2 separate regions of the Homo sapiens genome follow, and region 1 is linked to region 2. Evidence: read pairs that join two places in POLR2A ChIA-PET (ENCODE). Cell type or tissue: IMR-90. All regions are shown on one strand. Each heading gives the region's core, and the rest is flanking DNA. Links, peaks and the distances in the headings are about the cores only. Region 1 has its middle 22 kb from the start of B4GALT1. Region 2 overlaps DNAJA1 (DnaJ heat shock protein family (Hsp40) member A1).

The links. ChIA-PET counts read pairs that join two places held together with the same protein. Peaks named below come from ENCODE experiments on the same cell type or tissue, not always from the same donor. Only the 100,000 strongest peaks of a DNase experiment are listed, where the experiment ranks them.
Region 1: POLR2A ChIA-PET joins it to region 2 with 22 read pairs; 2 of 35 experiments call an interaction of 5 or more read pairs at or near these places.

Annotation. Positions count from the first base shown.
Region 1 is chr9:33,180,685-33,197,630 of GRCh38, forward strand. It overlaps a transcript of B4GALT1 not described here. Among named protein-coding and RNA genes, the nearest start is that of B4GALT1, 22 kb to the left of the region's middle. In IMR-90, for the core only: no CTCF peak of the experiment used is centred there; DNase peaks (open chromatin) are centred at 5,977 and 7,037; H3K27ac peaks cover 755 bases.
Region 2 is chr9:33,034,097-33,044,194 of GRCh38, forward strand. It overlaps DNAJA1 (DnaJ heat shock protein family (Hsp40) member A1), which reads left to right. Exons shown (of 9, transcript NM_001539.4): 6 at 120-234; 7 at 2,478-2,593; 8 at 2,919-3,019; 9 at 4,589-5,811. The coding sequence ends at 4,807. SMU1 (SMU1 DNA replication regulator and spliceosomal factor) reads right to left here. Exons shown (of 12, transcript NM_018225.3): 12 at 7,669-10,098. Among named protein-coding and RNA genes, the nearest start is that of DNAJA1, 14 kb to the left of the region's middle. RefSeq lists an enhancer at 9,887-10,098. In IMR-90, for the core only: no CTCF peak of the experiment used is centred there; no DNase peak of the experiment used is centred there.

The DNA.
Region 1 (16,946 bases), core at 5,779-8,278, 150 kb after region 2:
AATTCAGAGTCTGCAGTGGGAATGACCGAGCCAATTCACATGCTTGAGCCCTAGCTGCTAGGTAGGGGAGGAACGAATCTTCCCCTTTCTGCCTCCATGGTGGGAGCTAGGGCATTGAGCCCTCCAGTACTATATACACTGGAAAATTTTCCAAAATAAGATGGGGGATTGCCTGTTGAGTGACAAGTATAATGGCAAAGGTTCATTCCAGTCATTTAAAAAAGTTCAATTTCCCTTTAATTGTACTATCATCCAACCCATATTTTCCTTTTTAGTCACAGGAATAACATGCCATAGATTGTTAAAGGCCGACCCAGTTTGCCAACAGACTATCAAATGCAGCACTGTGATCTGGCAGTTTAGGGACCTGTTAAAAAAAGAAATGTGATAGTCTTTGCTCTGGCTTGTTCTGAGAAATCTCCACTTCCTTTACATCTTTAAAAGTCTATCCTTGGCCAGGCACAATGGCTCACGCCTGTAATCTCAGCACTTCAAGAGGCTGAGGCAGGAGCATTGCTTGAGCCCAGGAGTTCAAGATTAGCCTGGGCAACATAGTGAGACCTTGTCTCTATTAAAAATAAAAAAAATTAGCCAGGCGTGGTGGTGGTATGTGTCTGTAGTCACAACTACTCATGAGGCTGAGGTGAGAGGATTGCCTAAGCCCAGGAGGTTGAGGTGGCAGTGAGATGTGATTGCACCACTGCATTCCAGCCTGGGCAACAGAGCAAGACCCTGTCTTACACACACACACACACACACACACACACACACACACAAACTATTCTTAGATAAGAGTGTAGTTTGCAGAATCAACGTCTTCCTGTAATGGACAGGTATTGATTTTTTGTGCCTCCTCTTCAACATTACTCCTTCTGTTAGAGACTCCCACTCTTCCCTATGTGGTTGGGACAGGCTAACTACGGGGTCGCTATGGCCTGGGTGACTTATATCTGGCCAATCAGAGCACTATACCCCTCTGGCCACAGTTGATTTGTTCAAGGATCAACATGTGGCCCAAGAAGGACTAATGAGCAATGTCCCTTCTTCTCCCAGGACTTCTGCTGCAAATGTTGAGTAAAAGGCTTTTCCTTTCCTCTGGAATGGCCAGTCTGGAGTAGCAAGGGTGCTGTATTAGTTTCCAAGGACTCCTCTAACAAATTATCCAGACTTGGTGGCTTCAAACAACAGAAATTGATTCTCTTACAGTTCTGGAGGCTAAAAGTCCAAAATATCAAGGTGTCAGCAGGGACAGGCTTCTTCTTCTTTTTCTTTTCTTTCTTTTTTTTTTTTTTTAGATAGGGTTTCACTCTGTCACCCTTCCTAGTAGCTGGGACCACAGGCATATGCCACCATGCCCAGCTAATTTAAAAAAATTTTTTTTTGTGGAGACAAGGTCTCACTCTGTTGCCCAGGCTGGATACGCTCCTTCTGAAAACTCTAAGAAAGAATTCTTTCTTGCCTCTTCTAGCTTCTGGTGGCTCGCAGCCATCCTTGGCATTCCTTGGCTTGTAGCAGCATCATTCTATTCTCTGCCCTCATCTTCACATGGCCTTCTCTCTGCCTATGATTTTCTCCTGTTGATGTGTCCTCTCCTCTTATAAGGAAACCAGTCATTGGACTTGGGCTCACCCTAATCCAGTATGACCCCATCTTGGCTTAACTAATTGCATCTGCAAAGACTATTTCCAAATAAGCTCAATTCTGAGGTTTCGGATAGAAATGAATTTTGGAGGTACGCTGTCCATCTCATTACAGCCATTATATGGAAAGAGCCTATCTGAGAAATAAGCCAAAAAGGAAGCTAGAGGGTTACGCCCTGGTATGCTGTATCAGACTCCCCCTGGACTGACCAGTTATGTAACCTGGTGAATTACTCCTCCCTTTTTTCCCCCCATAAGCTGATTTGAAGTAACAGAAGGAAACTGATTACCACTCCTCCTTTTGCAAAATTAAAAAATCATTTACACAGGACTAATGTTCCAAACTTCTCCCCGCTATATTCATCCTCCAAAAGTCTCTGACAAGGATTGAGCAATTTCATTTGGAAATTCTCTTAGTGCCTTGGATTTACTTCATTTGGCTAGGAAACTAACTTATTTTGACAAGCGAGATGATCTCTTACAATGTCTTCAGCCATTCCTTATAATTTTTATTGTGGAAAATTTTAAAAATATACAAAAATAGAGAAAATAGTGTAAGTCTCCAAGTTCCCATCACCCCACTTAAAAAAAAAATCAACATTTAGCCATGTTTATTTCATCTATACCCCCAACTTCCCTCCACCTCCTGCAGGATTAAAGGAAAATTCAGATAACATGTACAGTAGTACCCGCTTATCCATCGCTTTCCGATGTCTCAGTTACTGGAGGTTAACCGTGGCCTAAAAATATTAAATGGAAAATTTCAGAAATAAAAAATTCATAAGTTTTAAATTGCACACTGCTCTGAGTAGTGTGACGAAATCTTGCCCTGTCCCTTGCCATCCCACCCAGGACATGAATCATCCTTTTTTCCAGCTTATCCATACTGTGTATATTGCCTGCTCATTAGATAGCTACCCATTAGTAGCTGTTTTGGTTATCAAATAAAAAAAACATAGGATGATACCCAAAGGACTATAAATCATGCTGCTATAAAGACACATGCACACGTATGTTTATTGCGGCACTATTCACAATAGCAAAGACTTGGAACCAACCCAAATGTCCAACAATGATAGACTGGATTAAGAAAATGTGGCACATATACACCATGGAATACTATGCAGCCATAAAAAATGATGAGTTCATGTCCTTTGTAGGGACATGGATGAAATTGGAAATCATCATTCTCAGTAAACTATCGCAAGAACAAAAAACGAAACACCGCATATTCTCACTCATAGGTGGGAATTGAACAATGAGATCACATGGATACAGGAAGGGGAACATCACACTCTGGACTGTTGTGGGGTGGGGGGAGGGGGGAGGGATAGCATTGGGAGATATACCCAATGCTAGATGACAAGTTAGTGGGTGCAGCGCACCAGCGTGGCACATGTATACATATGTAACTAACCTGCACAATGTGCACATGTACCCTAAAACTTAAAGTATAATAATAAAAGAAAAAAGAAAATGTGGCACATATACACCATGGAATACTATGCAGCCATAAAAAAGGATGAGTTCATGTCCTTTGCAGGGACATGGATGAAGCTGGACACCATCATTCTCAGCAAACTAACACAGGAACAGAAAACCAAACACCGCATGTTCTCACTTGTTAAGTGGGAGTTGAACAATGAGAACACATGGACACAGGGAGGGGAACATCACACGCTGGGGCCTGCTGGGGGTTGGGGGTGCTAAGGGAGGGATAGCATTTAGAGAAATACCTAATGTAGGTGATGGGTTGGTGAGTGCAGCAAACCACCACGGCACATGTATACCTATGTAACAAACCTGCACATCCTGCACATGTATCCCAGAACTTAAAGTATAATAATAATAAAAAAGGAAATATAAAAAAGAAAAAGAATTGTCATCAATCTTGAAAAATAAAACAAAATAAAATAAAGTCACTCTTGTACACACACACACACACACACACACACACACACACAAAAACATAGGATGTATGTAGGGTTCAATACAATCAGCAGTTTCCAGCATCCACTGGGGGTCTGAGAACATATACCCAAGGATAAGGGTGGACTACTGTAATTAATTTACCCTCTTCAACCACTATCCTGAGCTTAAAATTCGCTCATAACTGCATTTGATAAGCTCTGTCGCCTGCAAGACAAAGCAAGTTACTTTACACATAGGAAGTGGACAATTGAGGTTTGTAAATACAGTCCCTGCCCTCAGAATTTTCAGTCTAATAGGAGAGAAAAGACAAGAACCTCCTCCAGGTGCTCACCAAACTTTAATGTGGATCACCTGGGGAGCTGTTAAAATGCAGACTCTGTTCAAGTAGTTAGGAACTGCATTCTGGAGTTCCAACAAGCTCTCGGGCAATACCAATGCTGCTGATCCACAGATCACACTTTGAGCTGCAACGCTCTAAACCATCATGCAAAGGAGATAATGATAGGGTGCTGTATAAGGTAGAGATAATGGGCCACACTGTTTAAGACCTGGCTTGTTAAATAGCTTCCCACAATTATCCAAATTAATTTTTTAAATATTCCAGAATGAGACTAACATCAAGCCAACCACCAGGGAGCCACAAAAGAAATATTATAAACTCTGGGAAGAGAAGGCACAGTTACCTACCAGTTCAGGAAACATATATGATAGAGAGCAAACATGTCTAGCCAGCTCAGGGTGACTCCTTTCTCCACAAACTTGCCCCTCTTTAGGAAGGGTCCTGGGTAGCCATGTTGATACTGCTTGACCCCAGCCTCCAGCCACAGCTGTCTGGGCCAGGGGTGAGCATGTGACCCAAGTTGGGCTAATCAGATGATTTCTCCTGAGAATTTAGATTTGCTATTCCGGAAAGCTAGTCGGCCCCTGGGTGTGGCTGGAATTGAGATGATGTAAACATTCCACCTTCTGCCAATGCACAGAGAAGCAAAGAAAGCTGAGAGAATGAAACAGACCACAGACAGAGAAGTGGACATAGAAATGAAAGAGAAATACCCATATTCCTGAGGCTTCTTTGCCCCCATTCTGGTCTTTCCTGAAGCCTATTAGCATTTCTGCCCATGGTTTCTGTGCCTTAGAACTCAATCCCCTTATATTAAAAATCGTCCAAGTGTTGTACCAGTGAGTTTCAGATCTGCAAAAGCAAAGAGACTGGCTGGGCGCATTGACTCACACCTGTAATCCCAGCACTTTGGGAAACTGAGATGGGCAGGTCACTCGAGGTCAGGAGTTCGAGACCAGACTGGCTAACATGGTGAAACCCGGTCTCTATTAAAAATACAGAAATTGGCCTGGAGCAGTGGCGGGCGCCTGTAGTCCCAGCTATTCAGGAAGCTGAGGCACGAAGATCACTTGAACCTGGGAGGTGGAGGTTGCAGTGAGCCGAGATCGGGCCACTGCACTGTCCAGCCTGGCGACAGAGTGAGACTCTGTCTCAAACAAAAAAACAAAAGAAAGAGACTGATGAATAAACACAGTTCTACAACAAGCAGGACAAAGTCAGAGAGGGAGAGAAGGTTAAGAGCCTAGAAATGCAGGTCAGTGTGAGTCCCCCAGGTGGGTAGGTAGGAGAGAGGCCATTCCTGATAGGAGTGAAGTTTCAGGAACCAGAAAAGAAATTTCCTTCCTGCAGGCAGAGTGGAAGCCACCTGGTTCATGCTCCCTGGCTGCCGGGAATTCCTCACCTGGGAACTCCCCTCAACCTTCTTGTTTGTGTAGGATCAGCCATGCCAGAATGCACCTTGTTCCAGTCAAGCTCTGGGGCCACGGTAGCCCTGCTTTACTGCTGCCTGCGGTCTGGGGGAGCTGTTCCCAGCTGGCTGCCACTCTGCCCATTTTCCTAATCAGCATGCCACTCCCCAGGTCCCCAGCCTGGGGATGTGTGGCTTGGCTGAGCTGCAGGTGGGTCCCGAAGTCCATGGCGATGATCTGTGCCCAGTCCTTTTGTTCCAGGTAGACGACCAACTTGTCCTGCCTTTCCCAGGACCATCCCAGTTATAAAATGAAAAGTCCCAAATCTCAAGAACCCTCTCAGTTCTGGGGAAACTGGTAGGGTTAGTCACCCTAATTATAGAGACCCCAGGTCCTCAGTGGAAACTGCCTGAGCATTGTGCCCTGAAGACAGCATCCCAACCCTGAGGACCCCAGACCTCCAAACTCTACCCTCTTAAGGAGTCCCACACAACTGGATATTCCTGAAACCCCCATATCTCTCCATAGACCTGTGTGCAGTATGAGTCAGATTAGATTCTGAAGCCTCCCAGTCTTGAACTGGGTGACCCGGACATGTTACCTAACTTCACTGTGTCTTATCTGGAAAGTAATATCCAAAATAGCACATGTGCCTCATGGGATCATGGGAGTATTGCCTGGGAATTCCCCTCGACTTCCTGATTGTGTCAGGACCAGCCATATGCCAGAAAGCACCTTGTTCCCATCAAGCTCTGGGGCCACAGAGTCCCTGCCAGCTGAGGCTGTAGTTTGGCCCCATAGAAAGTTTTATTCTCTCAGCTTTAATTTTCAAAATATTCTGACTATATAAAAGTCAGCAGTTACTTTCATGACCTTACCCTAATCTAGTCATTGCCTCCTCCTTCCCATGGCCCACCTCCCACTCTGTTGGGTACACATCAGAGTGCCAGTGGTATGGCACAGTTTCTGCACAGGCAGTGGGAGGACCCAGGCTGCCTGCAGAGGCTTCACCTAGTCCTTCCTCTCTCTGGTGTTAGACCAGGGCCCGATTTCTGTAATCTCCAGGCTGAATCCCTGGAGGGGGAAAGCTCATGGAGCTAGTTAGAAGGGCCTAGCAGGAAAGGGGCTGTCAAAGGACTTCAGTTGCTTGGCCAGCACTCTGATACGAGCAGAGGACCCTGCGTCTCTGGTCCCCATGTTCTTACACCTGTCAGCAAGAAGTTCCAGCTCAGGAGGGACTGTCCCCTGTGAACCCTGGAAATACGGAAGAGGCATGAGCACATTTTATGCATGCACAGTGGGGGCAGCTGATGAAGTCCTTGCAGCCAGCTCTCCCACCTGACAATTGTCACATGGGGGTGAGGGCTGTCTGCTCACAAAGGCAACCTGGCCCACATAGATTTCTTAATTGCTGTTCACCACAGAGAAGTGTATACACTAATACGGGCATTGTATGTCCCAACGACAGCAAATCCCAAAGCCCCGGTGCTGGGTTTCAGGCCCTTTAAGGAGAAAACCCCAGAAGTGCATGGAAGTCTCACCACCTCCTCTGCGCCAGCCACACTGAGTCGGCTCTCAAAGGCCTCTTGTGACTGTCCTTTCTCTCATCTTTCCCCACGTTGATAAATGTTCTGGGATTAGCCCTTCTGTGTTTATTGGATGAGCAATTTGTGTCTGTCTGAAAAGCTACATCTGAATACTATTTGGCATGAGCTGAAGAAATGTGATCTGCTGCATTCCCCTCCAGCCAACTCTCTGGAGCTAGCCTGTCTCCTGCCAGCAGGGCCTACAGCTCTTCAGCAGGGTCTGGCAGCCTCACACGTTTGCTGAGGGGAGTGGTTGCACGCAGGAAGGTGGAGGAGGTGCCTAGGGTGGGACCGGGAACCCAGAGAGACAGAGGCAAAGCACCTTAGCAAATTGGCCAGTAGATCTAGAGCCCCTCTAATAATTTAGGGACATCACAGATGTGTGTGGTGAGCCCCAAGCCCTAGGGACAGGAAAAGCAGGTCCCCCATACAGCTCAGGAGCCTGAGTGGTTTCCTGAGCCCAGTGTCCTGGGTATGAACTGCAGCAGAGGTGATTCAAGAGAGTCCAGTGGGTAGCATCCCAGATCCCAGGTCTGGGAGGGATTAGTGTTGAGCTCTTGAGATTTGTGTGTTTGTGTGGGATGAAATGGGAGAGAATGGGCAGGAGGGTTGGGGAGGGCGGTAGAATAAGCTGTACCGAGGCTATTCAAATGTTTCCTGACTCCATCAGCACAGGTCCTGGAATTGGGAGGCCAGAGCTTGCAGCTGTGGCAATCAAGGGCCCAGTTAAAATACGCTAAGGAGTGTAGGGGAAGAGAGAATTTAGTTGGTATGGATGTGGGTGTGTCAACGACTTTCCCTAGCCCATATTCCCCAACCCAAGCCTTCTGCTGTGACCCCCTCAGCACTCTCCCTGCTATTCTCTTCGGGCCACATCACTTCTCCTTGTATCCCATCACTCATGTCTTTGTCTTCCCTCTACCTCTTCCCTACCCTTCCCAAGTCAGGGATCCCAGGGCAGGACACCATCCTTGTGTTCCTGATAGTGAGCATTGAACTGGCCACCAATGAGGCATCAATAATGGTTTCCTGAATAAAGGAATAAATGAGAGAGGCTGGGAATTCAAACTTCAGTGGCCACAGGTTCACAAGAAGATGACAAATGACAGATCAGACAGAGGTAACAATACAGGAGATCAGCTCAGGAGTGAAAACATCATCCTTGGAGTGCAAAGGAGTAGGTAAAGCCAGCTCATGACAGGAACTTGGGCACTTCAGCAGCCAGAGTCCATCTGATGAATGGCAAATGGTGTTTCACATGGTTCCAAATAGTCAGCAAACAGCTTTTGAATCCCTACTTTGTACCATACTCCATAGGACACCATCTGTCTCCACAAGCAGTTAAAAAATATGTGCACTCCTAAAAAGATAGGAGCAATCTGTGCTCTAACAGAGGTGTACAGAGAGGGTTATATAGATTCAGAAAAGGAAGAGGTTAATTTCACTTGGAGAAGCAAGGAAGGTTTCCTGGGGATGGGGGTGACGTTAGACCTGAATCTGGAACAAGGTCTGCAAATGCATCCCAAGTGTGCTGTTTCCCCTACACACACACCCAATCTGTACATCTATAGTGGATTTTTGCAAACTGATCCTTTTACTTTTTACTCTTTAGACTTGTGGGTGAGGTTTGTGAATGGAGAACAGCGGATGGTGTGGCTGAAAAAATAGGTTGAAGCAATATCTGGATTAGGATTTTGTCAAGCTAAGGAATGCGGGCTCAGGCTTGCAGAGGGAGAGGGACTTACATAGCTGTGTTCAGGAAGACATTCTGGCAGCAGCGCACAGGGAGGGCTGGGGTGGGAGGTGGGCAGACCAGCCAGACGTCTGTCCCAGGCAACAAGTGATGAGGCCTCCTCTGAGCTCCTGCCATACTTGGCTGAAACATCTGTTTGACACTCATCCCACTGTCTCTCTTGGAGCTGCCTTTTGATAGCATGACGGCCCCACAAGCCTGCGGGTTCCTTGACAGCAGGGGCTGTTTGTTGCCCCAGGCCTGACATGGTTCTTGGCAGGTGCTCATTATATATTTGTGAAGTTACTGAATAGGGCAGTGAAAAAAGGACAAGAGGCATACAGAGAAGGGCACAGATTTCCGGGATAACATTCTGTTTAGCAAGTGGAGTTCCCGTGGCCTGGGCATTGACACAGCTGTCTTTTGGTGTGTGTGGAGAAGTATAGGCATGTGCAGGCAGCCCAGGCAGAGAAGGAGCCACAGCTCCCTCCAGTTGGAGTGGGAGCTGCTGTCATTCTATTTGTGTGTGCATGCATGTGTATGTGTGTCTCAGAGACGGACTTGCACAGAGTGTTTGGCTTTTCAGAGAGACCTGGACAGACAGACAGGAGACTTCATGATTTACTATCCTAAGATGTCTTGAGAGGTATATTAAAACTCTTCTTTTTTTTTTTTTACATGAGACAGGCGGTCTCACTATGTTGTCCAGGCTGGATTCGAACTTCTGGGCTAAAGCAATCCTCCCACTTCAGCCTCCCAAGTAGCTGGAGTTCAGGCACATGCCATTGCACCCAGCTAAAGCTCTTTTTTGGTTGCAAGTGAATAGAAACTCAACACAAGCAAGCTTAGGGAAAATCAGATATTTATTGGCTGGCTCATAGGATGCATTTGGGGGTAGCCGGAACCAGGGATTCCAACAATACCAGACTCTAGCATCTGCTTCTCTCTCCACCCATTAGCCTCATTCTGGCAGCCTGGCTTCCTCAAGGCTGGAAACACGGCTGCCAGTAGCCTGGGTCTCACATTTGAGAGCTTCCACCCAAGAGGCACCAAAGGCTTTCTTTCTCAAGTCCCAATGACAAAGGTCCCAGGAAAAGACTCTGATTGAGTCTCCTTGTGTCAGGGACCTGTCCCTGGCCTAGGACCAAGAACAGTAGATAAAGAAGCAGGGTCATGTAAGAAGGAAATACCTTCCAACAAAACCTCATTATTGGAGTGGGAAAAGGAGCAATTTCCAGAGGCTCCTGTCTTTTACGTATGTTAATTACCTTGCAAAACTCCAATAGGTATTACTGTTGTAATCTTTATTATCCTTGGGAATTATTACCTTAGAAAACCAAGGCACAGAGAGGGTTAAGCAACTGCCATAGATCACCCAATTAATAAATGGCTAGAACTTTTTTTTTTGAGATGGAGTCTTGCTCTGTCACCCAGGCTGGAGTGCAATGGTGCGATCTCAGCTCACTGCAACCTCTGCCTCCCGGGTTCAAGCCATTCTCCTGCCTCAGCCTCCCAAGTAGCTGGGATTACAGGCATGCGCCACCACACCCAGCTAACTGTTGTATTTTTAGTAGTGATGGGGTTTCCCCATGTTGGCTAGGCTGGTCTTGAACTCCTGACCTCAGGTGATCCACCCACCTTGGCCTCCCAAAGTGCTGGGATTACAGGCGTGAGCCATCGCGCCTGGCCAAATGGCTAGAGTTGATAAATAGCTAGCTAATAAATGGTTAGCAGAGATGGAGTTCGGATCTAAATTCATTCAATTGATCTTCCCCTGTATCTTCCTGTTGTGTTATAGTGCCTATTCACCACGGGAGGGAAAAAAGCAAGGTGCAGAGATTCGAGGAAGGGACAAAGATAATTCTCCTGGGAACAGCCAAGGGCTGGGCTGAGGAGCCTGTGGGAAGTGATTGATTCAGTGTCACCAGGGGAATCAGGAATAAGAAACCCCACCACCCATCAATCTCATGGCAGAGATCTGAAAAGGGACATTTCGTGCTGACTTCTCCATCCTTCTTCCATCTTAACTTACTTAAAGTAAAATTTGATGAAGCCAAGGAAAGCAAATAAAAGAACAGTGAGGTCCCATTTTAACCTATTAAAAATTTAAGCAGGACTATAATAGTCGTGCTGGCAGGGGTGGGGAAATGGCTTGCTTCTAAATGGCTGGTGACAAGCTAAAGTGGTCCAACCTGTGAAAAACAATTTATTTGGTCATGAGGGTTAAGAGCTACAAAAGCTTTCTTTATTTTTGACCCAGTAATCTTACTTTTTAGAAACAACTCCTGGAGTCACAAAATAAAATGCAATTAGTGTCATGTGCAAGAGATACATCTAAAACAGTGTTTCTCAGAAAGATCAAAAGTAAAAGGATAGGAAAAAATAGAAAGCAAAAATAAACGCCGTACATGCAAATACATGCAACAAGAAAACAGACGTTACTGCCGGGCATGGTGGCTCACACCTGTAATCCCAGCACTTTGGGAGGCCGAGGCGGGCAGATCACCTGAGGTTGGGAATTCAAGACCAGCCTGACCAACATGGAGAAACCCCGTCTCTACTAAAAATACAAAATTAGCTGGGCGTGGTGGCGCACGCCTATAATCCCAGCTACTCGGGAGACTGAGGCAGGAGAATTACTTGAACCCGGGAGGTGGAGGGTGGAGGTTGCAGTGAGCCAAGATCGCACCATTACACTCCAGCCTGGGCAACAAGAGCAAAACTGTCTCAAAAAAAAAAAAAAGAAAAAAAAGAAAAGAAAAAGAAAACAGAGGTTACAATGTTAATATCAGACATGGTTGAATTCACCAAAAAAAAAGAAAAATCAGAAAACAAGACACAGAAGAACACCTTGTAATGATAAAGGCTGAAAGCTACGATGAAGATGTCATGCATTTTTATGCATAAAATATAGCAACAGAATTTATAAAGCAAAAAATGGGAACTACATGGAGAAACAGAAATATAATAATAGAAGGAAATTTTAATTCATTTCTCTTAGCCCACGACTCATCAGTAAACCATACAGTAAATAAGGATATAGATGACTTGATTTGTTAATTTATAAGGTAGATTGAATTAAAATATATTAAACTTCAAAGTCGGGCTTGGTGGCTCTGGCCTGTAACCCCAGCACTTTGGGAGGCTGAGGTGGGTGGAATGGTTGAGCCCAGGAGTTTGATACCAGCCTGGGAAACATGGTGAAACCCTGCTCTACAAAAGTGTACAAAAATTAGCTGGGCATGGTGGCACCACTGTGCCATGACCCCCCCAGGGGGTCTACAGAGGCAGCAGCAACTCCATATCCTTTGGTGTGTTTTTCCTCCTGCACCTGGCAGATGGCACCCTTCATGCCTGATAACTTTATCAACTAATTCATTAATCCATGACAGACATGTCAACAATTACAAAAATAGCTTTAGAGAAACATGCAAAAATGCAGTGGGGACCCAGGAAGAGGAGTATCTAAGCCTCACTGGCTTGGAGCAGGACTTTGAGTGAGTAGGAAAAAGACTTGGGGCTGAAGAAAGAAAACGCAGTTATAGAGTAGAGCTTGAGTCCCCTGCAGCTTCTTGTAAGGCTGAACCACTGTTTCCCACAAGGCCATGCCCAGTGGCTGGAACACAGCAACTATGAAGCTCCTCTAGAGGGTTCTCTGCAAATCCTTCTCTCTGCCTCAGCCTTCCCAGCCTTAAATCATTGGTCAGAGCTTTTTCCCTAAGGAGCACTGAGATTTGCCAGAGTCCTAAAGTGAGCAGTAATGGAGCAGAAATTAGGAGCCGAATGAATTATAGTCCTAGCGTTTCTATTCTTAACTCCTAGGCTTTTATGGAGCTCTTAGGGTTGAGCTGCATTTTGAAAGCCCACACATGGAATACATGGTGGGTACAAGTGACTCACCATTAGAAAAAATTAAGTTAGGGCCCCAAGTCATGGCTGACACTAGAATAAATTCCAGATGGCTTAAAGATTTGAATGTAAAACATGAAATCATAAAAATAGTAAAATAAGAAAATAGGAAATTTATAATTTTGGAAAGGAGGGAGAATACAGATCATTTTAAGTTTAACACCAAGGCAGGTAAGAAGGAAAAGATTGATAGTAGTGCAAAAAAAGTCCTGCACCAGAAGACTATTTCAAAAGTGCAAAAATAGAAATAGAGTTAAGAAAGAACTCTACCCTAATGTCAGAGTTGTTTGATACAAAGAAAAGAGGGCCTTGGGCTACTCCTTGGGGTGCTTAATTGAGCAACTGTATCTAGAGTATTTGTGCCAACTGTCCCCTTACTTCTGACACTTGTACTAATCAGCCAGCTGCAGTGGAGATTTTCTCCGCACCAAACCAGTGAATGCCCCAGGTAGCAACTATCCCCACTGGAGTAAGAAACTGGGTGTGCTGAAAGACATGATGGATTCTCTTCTTCCTGACATACGTGCCCCATGTATACGTCCAATCAACACATTCTTCTTCCCACAAAATTACTTTCTTTTTTTTTTCCTTTTCCTTTTTCTGTTTAGAGACAGTATCTCACTATGTTGTCCAGGTTGATCTCAAACTCCTGAGCTCAAGTGATCCTCCTGTCTCAGCTTCCTTAGTAGCTGGGATTATGGGCACGCCACTGGCCCAGCAGCTCCCACAAAATTATGACATTCAGGCTCCGGAAACAGAACAGACAAGAACAAGAATGCACTAGATTCATACAGTGACTCATACCTGTAATCCCAGCATTATTGTAATACCTCCTACCTGTAATTCCAGCACTTTGGGAGGCTAAGATGGGAGGGTCACTTACTTGAGCCTGGGACGTCAAGGCTGCAGTGAGCCATGATTATGTCACTGCACTCCAGCCTGGGTGACAGAGTGAGACCCTGTCTCAAAAAAAAAAAAAAATGCACAATTTAAAAATGATCAAACAGATTGGGCACGGTGGCTCACGCCTGTAATCCCAGTACTTTGGGAGGCCGAGGTGGGCGGATCACGAGGTCAGGAGATTCAGACCATCCTGGCTAACACAGTGAAACCCGTCTCTACTAAAAAAAAAAAAAAAAAAAAATACAAAAAATTAGCTGGGGCCGGGCGTGGTGGCTCCTCCCTGTAATCCCAGCACTCTGGGAGGCCGAGGCAGGCGGATCACGAGGACAGGATATCGAGACCGTCCTGGCTAACACGGAGAAACCCCGTCTCTATTAAAACTACAAAAAATTAGCTGGGCGTGGTGGCGGGTGCCTGTAGTCCCAGCTACTCGGGAGGCTGAGGCAGGAGAATCACTTGAACCCGGGAGGCGGAGCTTGCAGTGAGCCAAAATCATGCCACTGCACTCCAGCCTGGGCGACAGAGCTAGACTCCGTATCAAAAAAAAAAAAAAAAAAAAAAAAAAATAGCCGGGCTTGGTGGCATGCGCCAGTAGTCCCAGCTACTCGGGAGACTGAGGCAGGAGAAATGCTTGAACCCGGGAGGCGGAGGTTGCGGTGAGCCAAGATCGCACAACTGCACTCCAGCCTGGCAATGAAGCGTTACTCCGTCTCAAAAAGAAAAACAAAAACAAAAAACACAAATATCTAGAGTTACTAAACAGTTGGGTAAAATTAACACTATGAAACAGAGCCATCAAAATCCATCTGTAGGCCAGGTGCAGTAGCTCACATTTATAATCCCAGTACTTTGGGAGGCCAAGGTGGGAGGATCGCTTGAGCCCAGGAGTTTGCAACCAGCCTAGGCAACATAGGGAGACCCCATTTTTACAAAATTTTGTTTTTATTAGCTAGGTGTGGTGGCACACACCTGTAGTCTCAGCTATTCAGGAGGCTGAAGTAGAAGGGTCACTTGAGCTCAGGAGTTTGAGACTGCAGTGAGCCACAGTCTCACCACTGCACTCCAGTCTGGGCGACAGAGTGAGACCCTGTCTCAAAAATAAAAAATTAAAAATCCACTGTGGGAAACCAGAATATGCCATCCCCAAAACATGCCACTCTGATGTAAGGATTATTTTGAGTTGAAGGCACTAGAGAAGAAGATTTACAAAGACAAAGGTGTCTTCCTACCCTCTCTGTCAGGAAAGACAAAAGTTAACCACCAGAGACAACTTTAGAGCTTAACAGCCTGGAGATGGCACCAAAGGAATCTACGTAGCAAGCTCTACTAAATAGCCTGTAACTGACACTTATTTGCCGTCCCACAATTTGCAGCCCTTAGAAGTTCAATGCCCTTTTCCCTTGTCTTGCCACTTCTCTAAAAATTTACTGTTCTTTGTTGAAGATGCTATATGAACTGGAATTCCAAGCCACCTCTTTGAGGCCTGTTCATTCCCTGGGTATTTCAGATGTATATACAAAATATACATGCTAATACACTTGTTTGTTTTTCTCTCATTAATCTGTCTTTTCTTATAGGGGTTCATTCCAACTAAGAATTTATGAGAGTTGAGGAAAAAATTAATTTTAGTTCCTTACACTGCCATCTGAAAAACAAACACCTAAGAATGAGAATTAATGAGTACTAGCAGAGCAAGTCTTTAGATTAAGCATAATTAATATCTCAACAAGATACGTGAAAAGATATTTCATTTGCTAAAAGGAATTAGGCCAGGCATGGTAGCTCATGCCTGTAATCCTAGCACTTTGGGAGGCCAAGGTAGGAGGATTGCTTGAGTCTGGGAGTTTGAGACCGGCCTGGGCAACATAGCAAGATTCCATCTCTACAAAAAATTTAAAAATTATCTGGGTGTGGTGGTGTGTGCCTGTAGTTCCAGCTAGTCAGGAGGCTGAGGTGGAAGGATCACTTGAGCCCAGGAGTTCGAGGTTGCAGTGAGCTCTGATCTTGCCACTGCACTTCAGCCTAGGCCACAGAGCGAGATCCTATCTCAAAATAAATTAAAAAATGGAATGAACTAAAGATCGATTTAGAATTCAGTTTCCCAAATAAAAATTTAATGGGCTTAATAACAAAATAGATACAGCTGAAGAGTGAATAATAGAGTTGAAAGATCAAGCAGCTAAGAAATTCAGGAGAATAAAAAACGGCCAGGTGTTGGCTCACGCCTGTAATCCCTGCACTTTGGGAGTTTGAGGCGGGCAGATCACCTGAGGCCGGAAGTTCGAGACCGGCCTGGCCAACATGGCAAAACCGTCTCTACTAAAAATTAAAATTAGCCAGGCATGGTGGTGCATGCCTGTAACCCCAGCTACTTGGGAGGCTGAGGCATGAGAATTACTTGAACCCAGGAGGTGGAGGTTGCAGTGAGCCAAGATTGCACCACTACACTCTAGCCTGTCTCAAAAAAAAAAAAAAAAATTCTCATAAAATGCAGTTAGAAAGAACAGAGGTGAGAAGTATAAAAGAAAAATTAGGAAGTATGGAGGATGAATCCAGAAGTTCTATCATACTATTTAACAGGAATTCCAGCATAAGGAAACAGAGGAAATGGAGGAGGAAAAATAAAGAAATAAATAATGGAATATTTTCTGGAGGTGAAAAAACACAAAAGCTTTCACATTGAAATGACCCACTGTAGACCAAGAAGAATAAACAAAACAAAACAAAAAAGACTTACACCCAGATTAACTATGATCAAATTTCAGAATACCAAACATAAAGGAAATACCAAGCAACTTTGTTTTATTCCCTCACATTTGTAAGTGAATTTTTCTAGGAAGAGGATTCACAACAATTAGTCAATTCTCAAGTAAGTAACCAAAAGGAAAGTTTAAGAACCACTGCCCTCTATGAAGGCAGCTTCTCCAAGCAGGGAATCTGGAAAGAAGCTTAACCCCTAAGTGTAGACCTTCCCCCAAAGGTTGCGAAGTTTGCTCCACACATCTAGTTCCATTTACTCTTTTTTTTTTTCACACCTGAAGAAGGAAAGTTTGGCCAAGCTCAAAACCATAATGTCCTTAGTTCAGACAACAAATTATTACACTTTCTTCTTTCTGGGAAAAACATGTGCAAAGATTTTCCCTCGGAAATGTGCCTGTTTTTAAAAGTCTCTAAAACTCAAGAGTGCTAGCATTTGCTACTCTGAAGATCTAGCCAGGAAAATGGGGGCAAAGGGAGGGCCATGAAAGCCCACTGTGTCCTTTTAGTGTTGGGGACGTGAAGACACAGGCCTGATCAGTGTACAAGGCCAGGACTGGGAGGCTGGAAACTTGGGTTAGAGCCCTGGCTCCACTACTTCCAACTGTGTCATCCAGGCCAATCCCTTTTTACTGTTTCCTTGTCAGTGAAATAGGAACATACTTGTTCTGTCTCTCAGAATAGTTCTGGGGCTAAGATGGTAAAACAATGAAGACACTCTCTGAGACCTCAAGTTCT
Region 2 (10,098 bases), core at 5,424-7,923:
GGGCTTTCTTAGTCATTTCTGTGATTTTTATGCATAAACAAACATCTATGTATAGATTTTATGATTCTGACCTTAGTTGGATATTTAATAAAAGTACAAAATTAATGTTTTGTTTTTAGGCATGAAAGATGGCCAGAAGATAACATTCCATGGTGAAGGAGACCAAGAACCAGGACTGGAGCCAGGCGATATTATCATTGTGTTAGATCAGAAGGACCATGCTGTTTTTACTCGGTAAAGACTTTTATCAACCACTCAAATTGATATCACATATTTGGGTTGTTGGTTTTGTTTTTTGTTTTTTTGTTTTTTTTAAAGTGTTTTCCATTACTCTTAGAACCTATTTCTCAGGAAGATTGTTAACCATTGTTCAGATCATAAGAGGTTGAATACATAGGATCAGATTTTTAGCTTTTTGTCTCTAAGTATGGAACGTTGAAAATGTGTTTCAATTAGATGTTTTGTGTGAACCTAAGCAGCAGATGGGTGGGGAAAACATCCCTGGACAAAAATTTGCCCTCAATCTTTGTAAAGCAATTTAAGTGCCTTAAAGCTCTCACCAGTTTTCAATCTCATTTATGATAAATTGAATTGCTTTTAATTATAAATATCCAAAAGCATCTCTGTAGGAAACTTAAATTGTAACTCAATACTAAGTATAAATTCAGGTCTACCATTTTGAGCTAAATAATGAGTATGATGAACACTGAAGCACAAGAAAGATGGATGATTAACAGCAAATGTTTGTGATCCATGGCTAACATAACACCCTCTGTGCATGCTATATTCCCAGCAACTTGGGAGGCTGAGGTGGGAGGATCACTTGAGGCCAGGAGTCCTAGCTACTGGGGAGGCTGAGGCAGAAGAGTGGCTTGAACTCAGGAGTTCAAGGTTATGATCATGCCACTGCATTCTAGCCTGGGTGACAGTAAGAACCCACCTTTTTTTTTTTTTTTTTTTAATGGAGTGGAGGTGAAATTGGGAACATCTTAAACTAGTTTAGGATTAATTAATATTTCAGCTTGGTTTGGTGGCTTACGCCTGTAATCCCAACACTTTAGGAGGCCGAGGTGGATGGTCAGGAGTTCAAGACCAGCCTAGCCAACATGGTGAAATGCCATCTCTGTTAAAAATTAAAAAATTAGCCAGGCATGGTGGCAGGCCCTGAGGCAGGAGAATCACTTGAACACAGGAGGCAGAGGTCGCGGTGAGTTGAGATGGCGCCATTGCACTCCAGCCTGGGCAAAAAGAGCAAAACTTGGTCTCAAAAAAAAAGACTAATATTTTACAAATGTCTGAAGATAATGGGAAATGTTGTCAAGCTCAGGCTTTTGATGCTGTCATTTGAGAAGGGTATTAAAGATGTTTTATTTATTTATTTATTTTTTTTGAGATGCAGTTTCGCTCAACAGGCCCAGGCTGGATTGCGATGGTGAGATCTTGGCTCACTGCAACCTCCAACTCCCAGGTTCAAGCAATTCTCTCACCTCAGCCTCCCGAGTAGCTGGGATTACAGGCGCCCACCACCACGCCCAGCTGATTTTTGTATTTTTAGTAGAGACGGGTTTCACCATGTTGGCCAGGCTGGTATCGAACTCCTGACCTTAGGCAATCCACCTGCCTCGGCCTCCCAAAGTGCTGGGATTACAGGCATGAGCCACCGCGCCCAGCCTAAAGATGTTTTATTAATGTGGGTTGGAAAAGGAAAGTCTAAGCATGAGAAGGAGGAAGTGGGCTGTTAACGTTAAATATGAAAGGCTGTGTTCACTCACAATATGCCAGGAAATATTATTTCAGGTTCATCAATGAGGAAATTGTTAGAGTCCCTTTAAATTGGACATATCCTCATTGTTTAATTTCATAGAGCCTAAATTATCTAGGACCCTGCCCAGGCTAGAGTGCAGTGGCACGATCTCAACTCACTGCAATCTCTGCCTCCAGATTCAAGTGATTCTCCTGCCTCAGCCTCCCGAGTAGCTGGAACTACAGGTGCGCGCCACCATGCCTGGCTGATTTTTTGTATTTTTAGTAGAGATGGGGTTTCACCATGTTGGCCAGGCTGGTCTTGAACTTCAGACCTTAGGTGATCCACCCTCCTCAGCCTCCCAAACTGCTGGAATTACAGATGCGAACCACAGTGCCTGGCCTAACCCTCACTCTTGTGAGTTGTTTTTTTTTTTTCCCCTCTGAGAAACCAGATTTAAAACTAGGTAATGAAACAGTTCACTGATGGTAAATGGTAAAGGCTGCCTAGAGTGTGTGGAATGACTTTGAATCCTTAACTAGGAAACGGGGCTGGCAGGTTGCACATGTTTGCTCTTCCCAGATCTCTGCTCTGCTTGATTTTTACAATGGGGGAAGAAAAGGGTGTCTTTGTAAAAGACCCTTTGCTTTTATTAAACAAAAAAACAGCCTGCTTTGGTACATCTACTGATTCGTGATTTGAAAAATATAAATATGTGTCATATTTTATGCAGACGAGGAGAAGACCTTTTCATGTGTATGGACATACAGCTCGTTGAAGCACTGTGTGGCTTCCAGAAGCCAATATCTACTCTTGACAACCGAACCATCGTCATCACCTCTCATCCAGGTATGGGAACTAGGCAAGCTTAAACTTCTCTTTTCTATTCTAGTATTTTCCTTGTCTCCTGTTAACAAAGTGTAGTATAGGCACTGAGGGAAACCCATTGTTTTTCTTTCTCGGTTACATATCCTTCTCTGGGCTTAGATGAAGTTATAAGGTCTTGGCTCTCTTGTCAGCCCTTGGAAAACCCATAAGTGAAAGGTAACAGGATTGCTTTGCCACGTAAGTTTTACTCCTGCCAATGAGCTAGGACAGTGCTCTGTTCTTTATATTCCCTGCCTCATAAAAATGTGACCATACTTAAGGAAGAACTTGGCTTCAATGTTTTTAGGTCAGATTGTCAAGCATGGAGATATCAAGTGTGTACTAAATGAAGGCATGCCAATTTATCGTAGACCATATGAAAAGGGTCGCCTAATCATCGAATTTAAGGTAAGCTGTAATGTACTTTAAGAATACTTGAGAACAATTGGCTTACTAAAATCTGATAAAAAAGTAAAATTTCAGCCAGGTGCAAGTAGCTCATGCCTGTAATCCCCGCATTTTGAGAGGCTGAGGCAGGAGGATCCCTTGAGCCCTGGAGTTTTGAGAACAGCCTGGGCAACATAGTGAAACCCTGTCTCTTTAAAAAAACAAAAAAAAAAAAAAATTAAAATTTCTGAATGCCTCAGAACCTGAAACTTACATTTTTCCACAGCAAGAAATATATGGATCTGGCCACGTGCCACTGGCACACACCTATAATCCCAGTGCTTTGGGAGGCCAAGACAGGTGGATTGCTTGAGCTCAGGAGTTAAAGGCCAGCCTGGGCAACATGGCAAAACCCCATCTCTACAAAAAGTACAAAAATTAGCCAGGCATGGTGGCACACACCTGTAGTCCCAGCTACTCGGGAGGCTGAGGTGGGAGGATTGCTTGAGCCTAGGTGGTCAAGGCTGCAGTGAATCAAGATCGTGTCACTGTACTTCAACCTGGGTGACAGAATGAGACCCTGTCTCAAAAAAAGAAAAAAGAAAATTTACCTAATAACTACTTCTGTCATGTTGAGCATTCTTTGTTAACAAGTTGAGGATGGGGTTTTTTGCATCATTAATTGGATATTTAAAGATAGGTTGTGGGAAGGGTGTGTGGGACAAGTGGGTATTTTACTAATGAAAGGTTGTAACTGGCATCTTAAAGTTGAGAGGTGCTTTATAATAATTGCAGATTTCTTGGCAAAATAGTGTAATGCTTGATTTGTTAATAGGTATAAAGCAATCCAGTCATTTTCCTGAGTCTTAAATTGGCCTGTCACCATAAAAATATTAATTAAAACTTTTTTTTTTTTTTTTCCTTTTTGAGACGGGAGTCTTGTTCTGTCACCCAAGGTGGAGTGCAGTGGTGCGATCCTGGATCACTGTAACCTCCACCTCCTGGGTTCAAGCAGTTCTCCTGCCTCAGCCTCCTGAGTAGCTGGGAATACAGGTGCCCGCCACCACGCTGGGCTTTTTAGTAGAGATGGGGTTTCACCATATTGGCCAGGCTGGTCTCAAACTCTTGACCTCAGGTGATCTGCCCATCTCAGCTTCCCAAAGTGTTGGGATTTGTAATCCCAATTGTATGAGCCACCGCGCCTGGCCTAAAAACATCTTTGGTAAGGAAGAACTACCCTTTTGAGAGTAAGAATAGCTTTGTTTAAATATGTCGTAAGAAGGGTTAGGCTGTTGCAGGATGGGTTTTGGTATTAAAAAGTCAGTTTGCTGGATAGAACAATGGTTGTTAAAGTGCAGTTTTATTTAATACAATCATTTTTAATAAAGCCTGACTTCTGGTCATAATCCTTGAACTCTAGTTCAGAGTGTGCTATGCACTGTGCCTTTTTAGAGCCTGTTCTAACCTGAGATTGGCAGATTCACCTAAATATTACGTGTTTACATGTGTTTTTCTGGGGAAAATGGGTCCATGATACTCTAAGGGAGCTAATGATGAAATCAGATTGAACAGTGAAAGTTTCTTTTGAAGGTAAACTTTCCTGAGAATGGCTTTCTCTCTCCTGATAAACTGTCTTTGCTGGAAAAACTCCTACCCGAGAGGAAGGAAGTGGAAGAGACTGATGAGATGGACCAAGTAGAACTGGTGGACTTTGATCCAAATCAGGAAAGACGGCGCCACTACAATGGAGAAGCATATGAGGATGATGAACATCATCCCAGAGGTGGTGTTCAGTGTCAGACCTCTTAATGGGCCAGTGAATAACACTCACTGCTGGCATTTAATGTGCAGTAGTGAATGAGTGAAGGACTGTAATCATAATATGCTCACTACTTGCTCTTGTTTTTGTTTTAATAAACTATAGTAGTGTTTTAAAAAGTTAAATGAAGAATAAACGCAAATATAAAAGCTCTGATTTTGCCCTGTATGTATGATGACTTCAGTGTGCAAGATGAAGTTTAATACCTGTAAAAACTACAAAGAAGTTCCCCTAGCATTTCTAGGCCAAACCTTGTAATTGACTTCAGCTATGTACGTGGACAAGCTTAGACTGAAATGCTAGGTATATGTATTGGCTTCAGTGTATGACCCTTCATTGTTAAGCTATGAAAGTAAAACTCTGTATTTAACTGGCAATGAGGAAAAAAAAATTTTGTAGAGAAGTGTTGGTCTGTATAGTTCTTTATATTAAGTGGGATTCATTGTAATGCCTCTGCATTTATTCTGTTGCCTCAGCTGTTACTTGAAGATGGCGTAATATATAATTTATCCTGTGGTATCAGTGATAAAAATGATACCTTTCTGTAGGAGGGGTTTATCATAATATGCTGCTTCTTGAAGGCTTGCACTTCCAGAATTGTGTTTCCTTCTGCTGTGCCATTCATATATATATACATATATATATATAATCTTGACCAGTCCTGGTCATTTGCTCCCCTCCTTGTCTGTGGACCATGATAAGCCCAAGTAGTGACTTCAGAGCTGGGTAACAGAAATTAAAGTGAAAAGACCTTTACGTGGAGAATTTGCATGCGTAATATAGGAAGGTGTTCTTTAGGTATGTTACAGGATTACTTTAAACCATTTGACTTTCGCTCCAAAGTTATGTTGGTAGTATAGCAAATTATGATGAATAGCTTTAATTGTATGTTTAAAAGTCTCATATGTTCACATGCTTAAATCTGGGTATCAGAATTTAAGCAATTCTTGAAATGTATTGTCTCCTTAATATACTAATTACAAAGCATCTCCAATGTGTGTCACTACAGGCTTTTTTTTCCCAGATCATCAAATTTTGGCTTTTAACTAAGATACATAGCTTTATTTTAGCTAGTCTGAATGAGTGATACAAAAATACTATTGAACTATAGTTAAATAATATTAAATAGGATGGAGAGTAAAAGTGGAGGACTGGGTAATGAGCCAAGAAGAAGGGGACTTAGAAAACTGCAAACATTGGAGTGAGCATGAGAGAACAAGTTCTCATAAAGAATACAAGTTTAAAAAGGAGAAAAACTTTAAAAAATAAGGTTCCCAAACCATCAGTGTTTGTCAACTTCCTTTTAGTCTGTGCCAGCCACCCACAGCTACCCTAAAGTTGGAGATGTGAAGCAGATGTTCAGGAAAGTATAATTGATCGGTGTTCAAAAAAGTGCTTTGTGACAGATTTCACTTTTCACTGGGTTTATGTACAAATTCTAAAAATCTCTGAACCTGTATTTTAATGCATTTAAGAGCATTGTTTAGGCCAGGCATGGTGGCAGTGGCTCACACCTGTGATCCCAGCACTTTGGGAGGACAAGGCAGGCAGATCACCTGAGGTCAGGAGTTTGAGACCAGCCTGGCCAACTTGGTGAAAACGTGGTGTACTTTACTAAAAGTACAAAAATTAGCCAGGTGTGGTAGCACTCACCTGTAGTCCCAGCTACTCGGGAGGCTGAGGCAGAATTGCTCAAACCCAGTCCGGAGGTTGCAGTGAACCAAGATTGCACCATTGCGCTCCAGCCTGGGTGACAGCAAGACTCCGTCTCAAAAAAAAAAAAAAAAAAAAAAAAGCATTGTTTATAGGACGCTTAAAAATTTTTACAAATCTCACACAAGGTTTTCAGCGTTTGTCAGTCATAAGGGAAATGCACATAAAAACCAGATACCACTTCATACCTAATAGGATAGCTCTAATCCAAAAAATGGAAAATAAGAATATGGAGAAATTGGAACCCTCTGTACTTTGTTGGTGGTAATGTAAAATGTTGCAGTTGCTGTAGAAAAGTCTGGCAGCTGCTTAAAAAGCTAAACATGGAATTACCACATGACCCAGAGCTGGCCCTCCTTTTTGGGTTTCACATCCATGGATTTAGTCAACTTTGGATCAAAAACAATTGGGAAAAATTGTTTCCTGACCATGTACAGACTTCAGCTGTTAAAAGTATAACAGCTGTTTACATAGTACTTACATTGTATTAGGTATTACCAGTAACCTAGAGCTAGATGGCTAAATTACGCAGGATGTGTAGGTTATATGCAAATAACCATCTTGTTTTATATCAGGGACTTGAGTACCCTCGGATTCTGGTATCCATGGAAAGTCCTGGAACCAGTACCCCCATGGATACTGAGGGATGACTATACAAAAGGAATTAAAAACGAATGAAGGCCGGGCGCGGTGGCTCATACCTCTAATCTCAGCACTTTGGGCAGCCTAGGCGGGCTGATCACCTAAGGTCAGGAGTTGAAGACCAGCCTGGCCAACGTGGTGAAACCCCGTCTCCACTAAAAAGACAAAAATTAGCCGGGTGTGGTGGTGGGCGCCTATAATCCCAGCTACTTGGGAGGCTGAGGCAGGAGAAACGCTTGAACCCAGGAGGTGGAGGTTGCAGCGAACCAAGATTGTATCATTGTACTCCAGCCTGGGCGACAAGAGGGAGACTGTCTCAAAAAAAAAAAAAAAAAAAAAAAACTCGTATGGTCAGTGTTTACTGTGCATTCTCAACAGCCCAAAGTGGAAACCTGACTGTCCACCAACAAATGGTTAATGTGTACCTACAAATCTCTCAATTCTCAATATACATGTGTACATACACTGTGAAATACACAGCCATTAAAAGGAATACTTTTTATACTTCCCCCAAATATGAAGCACTTTACTGTTTGATACATGGATGAACCTTTAAAACATGCTAAATGAAATAAGCCAGATAAAAAAGGACAAGTATTGTATAATTTCACTTATATGAACTAAACTTAGACAAATGCATTGAGGCAGAAACAGTACCAAAGGCTGAGGGGAAGGGAAGGAGAAGTTAATTGACAATGTTACAGGGCTTCTGTTTAGGGTGATGACATTTTGGAAATACAATAGTGGTTGCGTAACATCGTAAATAATGCCACTGAATTGCACAATTGTTTAGGAAAATTTGTTACATGTTTTACAATTAAAAATCCTAAGAACACTAAAAGAAAGTCATATTAGGTCGGTTGGTGCAAAAGTAATGTGCCATTACTTTTAATGGCAAAAACCGCAATTACTTTTGCACTAACCTAATAGTTATATCCTGAAGAGGCAGAAACTGATAGGTTTGTCTGTGTAGTTTTTCAGCTTGTATTATTACTACCACTAACAGCCTCTGTTGAACCCTTCATTACTATGTAAGCAGCCATATTTAATTCTCAGAACAATGTAATGAGGGAGAGCCTATGAAAAAACAAAGCCTATGAAACAGAGCCTATGAAAAAACATTAACCAAGGTCATCATCCACAAAAATACAAGTTCCAGCACTAACTCTGCTTTCTCTGTGATGCTTCTCCTGCCCATTCATACTTGTAGGGAATAGGAGTAGAGGCCAATTATGTCGCTTGAGAGTGCTCTTGGAACAGTGGCAAATTTTCTGTACGTGAAATTAGCTTCTCAACTTTTTTGTACGTACGGTACTGGTTCTTAACCTTGGCTACCATTGGAATTACCCGGGAAACATTAAAACACTCATCAGGTCCCACCCTCCAGGGATTCTGTATAACTCGGCTGGGTGTAGCCTAAGCATCAAAATGATTATGCGCAGCCAAGGTTGAAAGCCACCAACACTGACACATGGATTTAATATTAACCACTTGGAACAGAATACCACTGTTAAAATTGCCGTGGAAGGTTAAATAATGGGCAGCCCTTGCTATTCCAAGTTTGGTTTTTTTGTTTTTTGTTTTTGAGACCAAGTCTTGCTCTGTCACCCAGGCTGGAGTGCAGTGGCACAGTCTCAGCTCACTGCAACCTCTGCCTCCCGGGTTCCAGCTATTCTCCTGCCTCAGCCTCCTAGGTAGCTGGGACTACAGGCGTGTGCCACCATGCCCGGCTAATTTTGTATCCTTAGTAGAGACAGGGTGTCACCATGTTGGCCAGGGTGGTCTTGAACTCCTGACCTCGTGATCCACCCACCTCGGCCTCCCAAAGTGCTGGGATTACAGGCTTGAGCCACCGTGCCCGGCCTATTGTAAGTTTTAAACAACCTCAGACCAGGGAACTTCCTCACTTGGACATACACTTCATAGCAATTTCTTCTCTTAAAATAGTGGAAAATGAAGCTGTAAAAGCACAGTGAATGAGAACACTAGCAAGCTATGGCAATTTGAAAAAATGTGATTTTAAGAGTCAGTCTTGCACCTTTATCATTTAAATTTGGTTATCTCAGCATGAAACTTCTGAGACTGACAGCAAGAATTAAAACACCTTTTGTATATGCGGAAACTACCCTGTAGTCTACCTGCTCTCAAATTTGAGCACGCTTGCTGGGCCCCACCACCAATTTCTGATTCTGTAGGTCTGGGATAGGACCTTAGAATGTGTCTATCACGTGACACTTGTAAGAACCACTGTTCTAGCACAAGCCAAAAGAAGTGACAGCAAAGACTGACATCCAGAATCCTCTAATTCAGTTCTCTCTACTCATCTCACTACCTGTGCTCTGCTTAGGTGAATGTGTTTGCAGCATGTGGAGGAACAATCCATGTATTCTTTGTCCCTGCCCAAACCTAAAGATTGAGGAGGAACTGACAGCAATATTGAGAGTGAGGCAAGAGAGAAAAAAAACCTAGCTTCGGAGTCACATCTGGTTTTCAATGCGAGCTTCGTGCAAGTTGGACTGAGTTAGGTGCCTCACGTCTGGAAACCTGTTTCTTCATGTGCATTTGCGCACCCTCATTACATTGTTCTGAGAATTAAATATGGCTGCTTACATAGCAAGGAAGGGCTCAACAGAGGCCGTTAGTGGTAGTAATAATACATGCTGAAAAAAAACAACTGGTGAAGAAGATACTGAATTGTACCTGAGATTTATACCATTTGCTGTTAAAAAAAAAAAAAAAAAAAAAGCCATACTACTCCCAAATACCTCCGCGCAATGTTTTCCAGTCATTAATTCAACAGCAGAATAGGGGATAGGACAAATGTCCTTATGCTCATGGAATTAATTTTAACGCCAGGTAGTTTAGCTTCTATGTTAAGTGCTAGAGAGCAGCATCCGTTAAATCTGGTGGCTGCAGCAGAGCACTT